Linked DNA regions of Mus musculus: all the other regions are linked to region 1. A link is a contact called in ENCODE POLR2A ChIA-PET data. All regions are on one chromosome and are shown on one strand. Each heading gives the region's core, a stretch centred on a gene start or an enhancer-like site at or near the end of the contact. The rest is flanking DNA. Distances are from core to core; before and after follow the strand shown.

Region 1 (3,135 bases), core at 249-2,748:
GCTCAAAGATGTCATTGACAAACGAGTTCATGATGCCCATGGCCTTGGACGAGATGCCGGTGTCCGGGTGCACCTGCTTCAGCACTTTGTACACATAGATGGAGTAGCTCTCCTTGCGGCTGCGCTTGCGCTTCTTGCCATCTTTCTTTTGCGCCTTGGTGACAGCCTTCTTGGAACCCTTCTTGGGAGCCGGGGCAGATTTGGCCAGTTCAGGCATGATTAAAAGCAAACAGTGGAAAACAGTCTAGTAAGTAGAAAATCAACCAGGGACCCGGAGGACTTGAGCCCTTTATGAACGCCTTATGCAAATTAGGTCTCAAAGTACTTTTAATTTCCATTGGCCCATACGCGAAACTTGCGTTTTCAGTACAAGCCTAAAATTTCAGATTTCATTGGACTTCTCAGGGGCCAAATAACCACCAATGAAAAGCTCCCTCCTCACCCCACCCCTAGGAGCGCCTATAAAGGCCTTAGAGACGAATCAACCTAGCTTTACAGAAGTTGTCACCTCGGTGTGTCCTACATTATACTCTAAGTTATGTCTGGCCGTGGCAAACAGGGAGGCAAGGCCCGCGCCAAGGCCAAGTCGCGGTCTTCCCGGGCCGGGCTACAGTTCCCGGTGGGGCGTGTGCACCGGCTGCTGCGCAAGGGCAACTACGCGGAGCGCGTGGGCGCCGGCGCGCCGGTATACATGGCGGCGGTGCTGGAGTACCTAACGGCCGAGATCCTGGAGCTGGCGGGCAACGCGGCCCGCGACAACAAGAAGACGCGCATCATCCCGCGCCATCTGCAGCTGGCCATCCGCAACGACGAGGAGCTCAACAAGCTGCTGGGCAAAGTGACGATCGCACAGGGCGGCGTCCTGCCCAACATCCAGGCCGTGCTGCTGCCCAAGAAGACCGAGAGCCACAAGGCTAAGAGCAAGTGAAACTCAACACGAATCCAAAAAGGCTCTTTTTAGAGCCACCAAATCTTTTACAAAGGAGCTAGCTAACGCGCCAGTTTGTGACCAGCCCTTTGGATGACACTTTGGTGGCTCTTAAAAGAGCCTTTTTGTGTGGAAAGGGATAATAGTTATTTGTTCTTTCCAGGCTTATGACTTTCCGTTTTCTTCGGAAGTAAGACAGCCTGAATATTGGGGAGGACCCCGCCCTGGGCGATGGTGACTCCCCCTAGTAACTTGTTGAGCTCCTCATCGTTCCTCACAGCTAGTTGCAGATGGCGCGGGATGATGCGCGTCTTCTTGTTGTCGCGGGCCGCGTTGCCCGCCAGCTCCAGGATCTCGGCCGTTAGGTACTCCAGCACCGCCGCCATGTACACCGGCGCGCCGGCGCCCACGCGCTCCGCGTAGTTGCCCTTGCGCAGCAGCCGGTGCACACGCCCCACCGGGAACTGCAGCCCGGCGCGGGACGACCGCGACTTCGCCTTGGCGCGGGCCTTGCCTCCTTGTTTGCCACGGCCAGACATGGCGGAATAAGCAATTTCTGCTGCTTTTTCCAAGGGAAGGATATGGAAAGGTGAATTTATAAGATCTATCGGGAGGGGTGAAGGAAAAGTAGCTTGATTGGCTTAAAATGGAGCTGTCTCCAACAGCCAATGGGAAAGCAGAAGCTAGACTCGGTGGTTTACATCCTGCAGTACAGGAAATGACGAATTTTTTGAAAAAGGAATTTACCAATCGATGAGAGCCACATTTAAAGGCCCTCACTTACATCGTAGGATTTTAAGGGCAGAAGAATTTCGCGGAGCTGTTTATTGTGGTAATTTATAGAGGTTTGTTTTGTTTGCCCAGTTTAGAGCTGAAAAATCTAAACAAACAACCAAGAGCACAAAACTCGAAACACTCCCCTTGAAGTATGGGATTTTGCTCTGTCCCCACCCCCACCCCGGAGCTTTAAATTACTCTCCATGTCTCACACAAGCAGGCTCCGTAAAGGAATTAGGAAAGTTGCTTCGCTTCCTTACCCTTGACAGTGGCTCCCCATCTTTGCCCCTGGGTCGTTTGACCAAGGGCTAGATGACATTGTATCCATCGTCTTTGACCTCTAGGAGGTGTCTGCCACCACCTTTTCCCTCTAGCTTTTAAGATGTCCTCGTTTGATCTGGGGTTTTCTTTACCCTGCTCCGGTTCTCTCCCCACTAAAAAATCCGCGAGTTCAGCTGAACTGTCCTATCCCCAGCTCTTCCCTCTGGCGAGGCTTACAAGCTTCCAGCTAATTCAGATTCGCTTCACAAGCTCAGACTCCGGTATCAGGCGTTTACTAAATGTTTAACTCGTTTGTCTCAACAAGCATCATATTAGCATCTGAAACATGAGCTCTGCATTCCTTTGCCCTATCCCAAGAATTGCACCCAAAAACTTTCAGGTACCAAGATAAGACGGTGGGGGGTGAACGGTGAGGGAGCCTGTTAAGGGAACTGTATCTAATTCTAGAAGTTACAGTTACATTCTAAACTATTCTTAAGTTTGCAGGGTATTTTGTTAGCATTAGACAGCCATTCTGCTATGCAAGTTCTAACAACATTAACTTTTGAGGCATTTGGGGCTGAGAACAAAACCCAGATAACAGGAAAATCTCGTACACATATCCCTGGCACCTTGTGAGGTTCTGCTTAAAGAGTCAGTGAACCCCCTCGCCTTGACCTCTGGTTTTCTTCTCAGTGATCTGAGTTGTGAAGAAGGCTAACGGGACAGAGATCGCTCAACCCAAGTGTGATTCACCCTGTGCTATAGGCCATCTACAAAGTGGATGTAATTTTCTGTTTTGTGGGTAAAGAAAAAAGGGCTCAAGGGGATTTAGACCCTTGTTAAAGGGCATTGTAGTCCCTCGCTAACCCAAGTGTTTCAGACTCAGAATATACTCTTTATGACTTTATTCATAATATTTCACTAACCAGATATTGGGCATAATGAAGTAACTTGTCCACCATTACTTTCCTCTATAAGGGAAAATTATTTTGAGATTTTAAATTCCATACAAAATCTTATTAGGTAAGTCTACATAGGCCAGTATGTAATTGTCTATTGCTCCCTAGAGCTCCCTTGCTTGAATTTTAGCCAGAGACTTCCTAGAAGAGACAAACAGGCCATTTGTAGAGTGCACACATCACTCACCAGCTGGCTGGTATTTCCTC
Region 2 (3,135 bases), core at 273-2,772, 360 kb before region 1:
CCCACTTTGAAAGGCATATTTAGGATCTCCCTAAATATACTGTTCTCTACAGACAGCCGGGGTGTGGCTTGCAGCTCCTTCTTTTTTGTTGTTCTTTCCTTTGTGGAATTAAGTTAGCCTTTCTCACTCCACTTTGGGGAGGGGGTAGGCGGTGTTATCTTCCAGGAAGTAAGGAGGGTGGGGAGGAAGGGAGTGATTTAGGGACACTCAGCTCTAAGAGAGGCTTCCTCGCCCACACAGCGCTCCCTTGGGTGAGGTCACTTCCCTGGCCTCTGATTGGCTTCTAAGGAAGGCTTCCTCGAGCTGATTGGTTGCATGCACTTGCCATGCCACAGCCACGAGTAAGTTGCGTGTCCAGTATAGAAACAGAGTAAGGAGACCTGCAGAGACATCTGCCGTGCTACCACGGGAGGCCCCACTGAGCATTTCATAGTCTAAGGATGGACTGTGTGAGAAGCGTCCAATAAGCTTCCCAATCGCTTTTAGACAGGCCGACCGAATTTCCTACAGCATCGTGGGTTAGAGAACCGAAATCCAAGGTCAGGTATTTCTGACCCCATTGTACAGGGCAAAGAGGGGCTTAGACTCCATGGAGGAGAAGCGCCTTCAAGGCCTCGTTTAAATGTGGTAGCAAGTGTTGGGATAGAAGCCCAGCCAAGAAAGCAGAGCCGGGAACAGGAATAGAAGCGAACATTCCAGAGTTATTGAGCAATTTGTGGTGATTGATGTGTTTCCTTTTCTAGCTCTCCGAGGTGAGGGAAGGGCGGGGCCAGGAGACTTGTCCCTGGGGTTTCCCACAGTTCTACAGCCAGCGACTGTAGCTAGGGAGGAAACAGCCGAAAACAAAGATCCTGAACGGTTTGGTTCTGTTTTGTTTACCTGTTGTCTTTTCCTACGTTGTCCCGTGCACACACAGTGGAGGGGAGACACCATCCTAACCCTCATTACTTAAGTCCAGGTCTATGTTGAGAGACACTGCCACAGGCTAGCCCACCTGATGCTCCTCTTTTTTTTTTTTTTTTTTTTTTAACATTTCATTTATTTGGCCAAGGGTGTACAAAATGGCGTGTGTGGGGAGCCCAGAGGACAGCCTGCTGGAGTCAGTACTCTCCTGCTGCCATATGGGTCTGGGGGCTCACATGCAAGGCTTGGAGGCAAGCACCGAATGAGCCAACTCACATCCCTGGGAACTTGGTGGTGGGACCAAAGATCCCGAACTAAAGGTGGTAAAGGAGGGCAGGACACTAGTCCCCACCCATCTTTCCACAGTTCCGTCCCTTCACGTTGCCTTTCCCCTGGCGCAGGAGAAAGGAGGACAAAGGTTGGAATGACCACTTGGGATCAGTCATGCTACCTCAAAGACAAAGTGTCATAAATATCAAGTCATTCTTGGACTCTGCCCTGCCTGGACTCCTGCCTTCCCTGGCAGGTGACCTTGTTGGACAAAGCCAGTGACACGAGACACAGCAGCTTCCCCAAATTCCTAATTGGTTCCAGGCAATAGCTAAACCATGTCCACTGACCTTTCCCCAACTTCCCACAAGCACTCCCAAACAGGCAGAGGCTGGAGCCTGGGTCCAGCAGACAGGGTCAAAGCCGCTCTTCCTGGAGAGGCAGGCAGCACAGCAGTTGAGGCCTGGCCTACTAATTTACATAGACCTAGTCAGTGTTTGCCACCCAGGTACATAATACCCATTAGGAACAGTTCTTATTGTCTAAATTGCTCCAATGCCTGGACTGCAGACTAGATTTTACAGCAGGAAAACCTAACCCATGTTCCACACCTACCCTCCCAGGCCTCACCTCCTTAGGTAGGACCCGTGAAATGGGGAGTCGGTGAACAGGTGCAAGGACTCATGTGGTTTAAGAGAGGACCAAATAGAGATCTGGATGCAGCAAATTTAGGTTGAGAGTGGAGAACAAAGAAAACTGAAGGCCAGAAGGCAGGTGGATGGAGCGATTAGGCACCGCGGTTTGGTAAGGGAAAGGTAGTTGGTTTCTGCAACTTACTTTTATGGTTGTTTGAACTTTGAAAGTAAAGAAGGGTGTGGGCTGGTAGAGAATAAAGCAGGGTGTGAACTGGGGGTGTAGCTCAGTAGTCAGAGCACTTGCCCAGCATACACAAAGTCCTAGACTTTATCCCTAACACTACAGAACTGAGCATAAAAGCGTATGCCTCTAACCCTTGGTTCTATGGAAAATTTGAGTCCAAGCTGGGGCACAGGAGACACTGTCTCAATGGAAATAAAAGAAAAAGAAGCTGGGCATGAAGTGGGTCTACAGAGTGAGTTCCAGGACAGCCAGGGCTATACAGAGAAACCCTGTCTTGAAAAACCAAAAAAAAAAAAAAAAAAAAAAAAAAAAAAAAAAAAGAAAGAAAGAAAGAAAAAAGAAATGAAGAAGCTAAGTCAAGGGGAACAATTGTCATCTCAGATAGGCAAAATATCACCCCAGGGCTTTGGTGTCTTTACTCCATAGTCTTGTACCCTTGGAATGTTGTGTCATGACCCCCCCATGCCTCAGTCTCATGTCTGGTACACGAATCTGATACATGAGCTGTCTCCTGAGACCCCCTACTCCACAGTAGGGTTGGTGTAGACTCACTTGTAAAGGTACAAATGGAACCGGGACTCCAGACGTTTGCTTGGTCCAACAAGGTCACCTGCCAGTAAAAGCAGGAGTCCAGGCAGGGCAGAGTTCACATCTGACTTGATTTGTATGACATTTTGTCTTTGAGACAGCACAACTGATCCCCAGTGGTCACTCCAACCTTTGTCCTACAAATGGCGGGACATGCCCGTTTGGCCAAGCTGTCATTCGATCTCCTTGATCTTCTCACCTTATTTTCGGCCAGGCAAGCTAAAGATACCTCAGGCACATCGCCAGTTGTTTCCAAGAACCTTTGCAGCCAGGGTAGCTGGGGACCAGCAACTCCCACAACTAGTAAGAAAGCAGGAAAACCTTATAACCGAGAGTTCAAGGTTACGACCTGCGAGTCCGGAGTCACATCAAGGACACCACAGAGATTTCAGACCAAAGAAGCGGCTGCAGATACAGGTCCTTCCTATCTGTCCTTAAACACGTCTGGCCAGAGGTGAGGAGATAAATGAGCTCGACAGGAATAGTTCTGTTATG
Region 3 (3,135 bases), core at 221-2,720, 350 kb after region 1:
TGTGATCCATCCAATAGCTGACTGTGAGCCCATTCGATTCTTATGACCAATTTTGTGAGACCAACAGAGTAGATGTTAGCATCATTTTACAAATAAGAAGCCAGATTGAAAGTTCATGTTTAGCAAGATCTAGATTATAAGTATTTGTAGGTCACAGATCTCCATTTCTTCTACCCAAGTCTACCACTATAGCCCAAGAGAGCCGTATAATATCAACAAATAAACATGGTAGTATTCCAATATTTTTATTTAGACAAAAAGTGCAGACCCCTAGTCTGAGTAACTTGTTCAAAGTCATACGTCTGCTGATGCTTAGAATCTGAAGCTAGAACTCCTTTCTAACGGATTACGTACTGTCCATAGAATTAATTTTGCACTTATTATATGCGACTGGGCCTAAAATTGTGTCTACATACTGTCAGTTGTACAAGAGACACTGGAATAGTATCAGCAGTGCTTAGCAGAGGACAGTCATTCAATTAGGTTTGCTGACAAGCACAAAGGTGTCTAGCTTCAGTTTGGGACTTTGGATTTGGCTTACTACGAGGCAGGCTTAAATTTTGTGTGAATACCTATTAACTGATAATGACCTGGCCAGATGGCCCGGTGGTTAAGAAAATTAATTGCTCTTGCAGAGAACCCAGGTTCTGTTCCCAGTACCCACATGGCAGCTCAGAGCCTCCTATTAACTCCAGTTCCAGGGCCCCAACACCTCTCCAATCCTTCTTGAGCTCCTGCACGCACGCACGCACACGGTGCACATACATACACGCAGGCACACGTACACACACACAAAATAAAAGCAAATCCCTTAAAGAAGTAACAGATGAGGGTGCATCTGTGTGTGTTGTGGGTAGGTTTTTCTGTATATGGATACTTCTAAACCCATGTAAATAACCATATATGGAGATGTGGGGATAACATACACATAGGGTTGTCCAGACGTATGGAAGAAAAAAAAATTCTACTAGATCTTACAAGGCAACAAATGGCAAAGTTGGCATTAAAACAACAATATTTTGATTTAAAATTCTGCAGGCGTTTCCCATTTGTTTCTTTTTGATTCTACTTTATTTAATGAAATGGCTTAGGTAGCTGATGCAATGGGAAACTCACAGTATGTAATTTCTTTTCTTAACTTTTAGGCAGATTAGGGGGTGTGGAGCCATTTTTTTCACCCGGTGAGCAGATCTGTCCTTTTTAAATAGAAAATATTCTCAGGACGCTTCCCATTTCCCATCCAGAAAACGAAATCGCTCAAATCTAGTAAAAGTTTAACAGGATTAGAGCTACGGATCGGGCTGACCTTCTCGCAGACCCGACGACCGCGACTCCTCCATAGGAAGGTGAGGACGCTGTTCCTTTGACTGTCAGGCGGAAAGTCCAGCGCCTGCGCTCAGCACCGAACCTTCGCAAGGTCAGACGGTAAGCGGAGCTGCAGTCGGCTGAGCCCTGCAGCGTAGCTTCCTCCCGTCGCGGGACTCCGTAGCTTCCGCTTCCGGTCCGCAGAGACCCGGAGTCCGAATTCAGAGGCCCCAGGTAGGGAGCTCGAGGGGTGTGGGGGGGTTCACTGAGCTGCAAAGCGAGTATGGCGGGAGGGCAAGATTTCGCGTGGTGCCTAGAGGCGGACGAAGAGTTCTTTCTAACTCTCAGCGGAAACCTATTTTTTGGTTTGCTTTGCTTTGCTTTTTCGAGAGTGTTTTTATGTAGCCCTGGCTGCCCTGAAACTGGCTCTGTAGACGAGGCTGGCCTCGAACTCAAGAGTTCCGCCTGCCTCTGCCTCTCAAGTGCTGGGATAAAAGGCGTGGGCCACCACTGCCCGGCAATTATCTTTTAATTATTTCTTGGTGTGACCGGGGGGTTGGGAGGGGCGAAAGTCAGGACAGCTTGCAGGAGTCTGTCCTCTCTTTCCACCGTAAGGATCCAGGGCTCTAACTCGGGTCATCAGGCTTGGTGGCAAGCGCCTTTACCTGCTAAGCCATATCACTGCGTAGTGAAAGAAATGTTGCTAACAATTTGCTTGTACTTTTTCATTAAAAAAAAAAGTTATTTATATTTTATGTGTGTGAGTGTTTTACTTGCATGTATGTCTGTGCATCACAGAGGTCAGAAGAGGGTGTTGGATTCCCTGGGACTGTATGTGTTGTGAGCCACCCTGTGGGTACTGGGAATCGAACTTGGATCCTCTTAACTACTGAGCCATCTCTCCAGACTTACTTGTACTTACTAAGATATGGAGAATTCCTCCAGCCCAGTTCTGTGGATCTCAAGCTGGTTCTGTTGCTAAATTAAATAAAAACTACCTATGGTAAGTTGTGACTCTGTTGGGCTTTGTTCTCTTACATTGAGTCTCTGGTTTCCATGCTCGATGTCCAGTCTGTAGTCCCGGAAGAATGAAGATTTAAATACGAGGCCATGGCTAAACATCTGAAGTTCATTGCCAGGACAGTGATGGTTCAGGAGGGGAACGTGGAAGGTGCCTACCGGACCCTGAACAGGTAAAATGAGTCGAGTCTTGCCTGGACCAGCCGTGGGAAATGTGAGGTGATCCTGCACCCAGCCTACCACCTCATAAAGCCTACCACTGGTGCCAGCTCTGTGTAGGCTCTGAATACCACCACCTCCACCTCCTCCTTTTTTCCTCCTCCTCCTCCTCTTTCTTCTTCCTCCTCTTCTTCTTTTAAATTTATTTATTGTGCATACAGTGTTCTACCTGCATGTATGCCTGCATATCAGAAGAGGGCACCAGATCTCAGTACAGATGGTTGTGAGTCACCATGTGGTAGCTGGGAATTGAACTCAAGGCCTCTGGAAGAGCAGCCAGTGCTCTTAACTACTGAGTCATCTCTCCAGCCCCTCTGGACACTTCTTATCCCTTCAGTTTATTATCCTAAAAATGAAGTTCTCCAAATTCAGCTCGATGGAGCTTATCCAACAAGCAGCTATCATCCCTTGATGATAAATCTGAGTTCTATCCAAAGACCCCGAAAAACTGCTGGGCACACTGTAATCCCAGCACCTGGGAGGTAGAGACAGGAAGAATTTGAGAATAATTTAGATGATGGTGACTAGACTCAGTCTCAGATGACCCCTCCTCATGTCAAAAAAAAAAAAAAAAAAAAAAAAAAGTCTGGG

The links. ChIA-PET counts read pairs that join two places held with the same protein, here RNA polymerase II (POLR2A).
Region 2: POLR2A ChIA-PET joins it to region 1 with 12 read pairs in Patski. The contact joins the enhancer-like site here to the promoter of H2ac21 in region 1. POLR2A ChIA-PET finds 5 or more read pairs at or near these places in 2 of 5 experiments (Patski and embryonic stem cell).
Region 3: POLR2A ChIA-PET joins it to region 1 with 17 read pairs in Patski. The contact joins the promoter of C920021L13Rik here to the promoter of H2ac21 in region 1. POLR2A ChIA-PET finds 5 or more read pairs at or near these places in 2 of 5 experiments (Patski and embryonic stem cell).

The regions. Positions count from the first base shown.
Region 1 is chr3:96,218,248-96,221,382 of GRCm38, reverse strand. It overlaps H2ac21 (H2A clustered histone 21), which reads right to left and starts at 1,498. Exons shown (of 1, transcript NM_178213.5): 1 at 1,029-1,498. The coding sequence starts at 1,467. The coding sequence ends at 1,075. It overlaps H2ac20 (H2A clustered histone 20), which reads left to right and starts at 503. Exons shown (of 1, transcript NM_175662.2): 1 at 503-970. The coding sequence starts at 539. The coding sequence ends at 928. H2bc21 (H2B clustered histone 21) reads right to left here and starts at 311. Exons shown (of 1, transcript NM_178214.4): 1 at 1-311. The coding sequence starts at 217.
Region 2 is chr3:96,574,043-96,577,177 of GRCm38, reverse strand. No RefSeq gene overlaps it. Among named protein-coding and RNA genes, the nearest start is that of Gm15441, 8.8 kb to the right of the region's middle. Within about 2 kb of position 1,522, at least 1 of the 3 ENCODE cell types and tissues checked has a DNase peak (open chromatin) inside an H3K27ac peak, as active enhancers do.
Region 3 is chr3:95,869,857-95,872,991 of GRCm38, reverse strand. It overlaps C920021L13Rik (RIKEN cDNA C920021L13 gene), which reads right to left and starts at 1,470. Exons shown (of 4, transcript NR_040446.1): 1 at 1,307-1,470. Mrps21 (mitochondrial ribosomal protein S21) reads left to right here and starts at 1,478. Exons shown (of 3, transcript NM_001355759.1): 1 at 1,478-1,539; 2 at 2,377-2,498. The coding sequence starts at 2,416.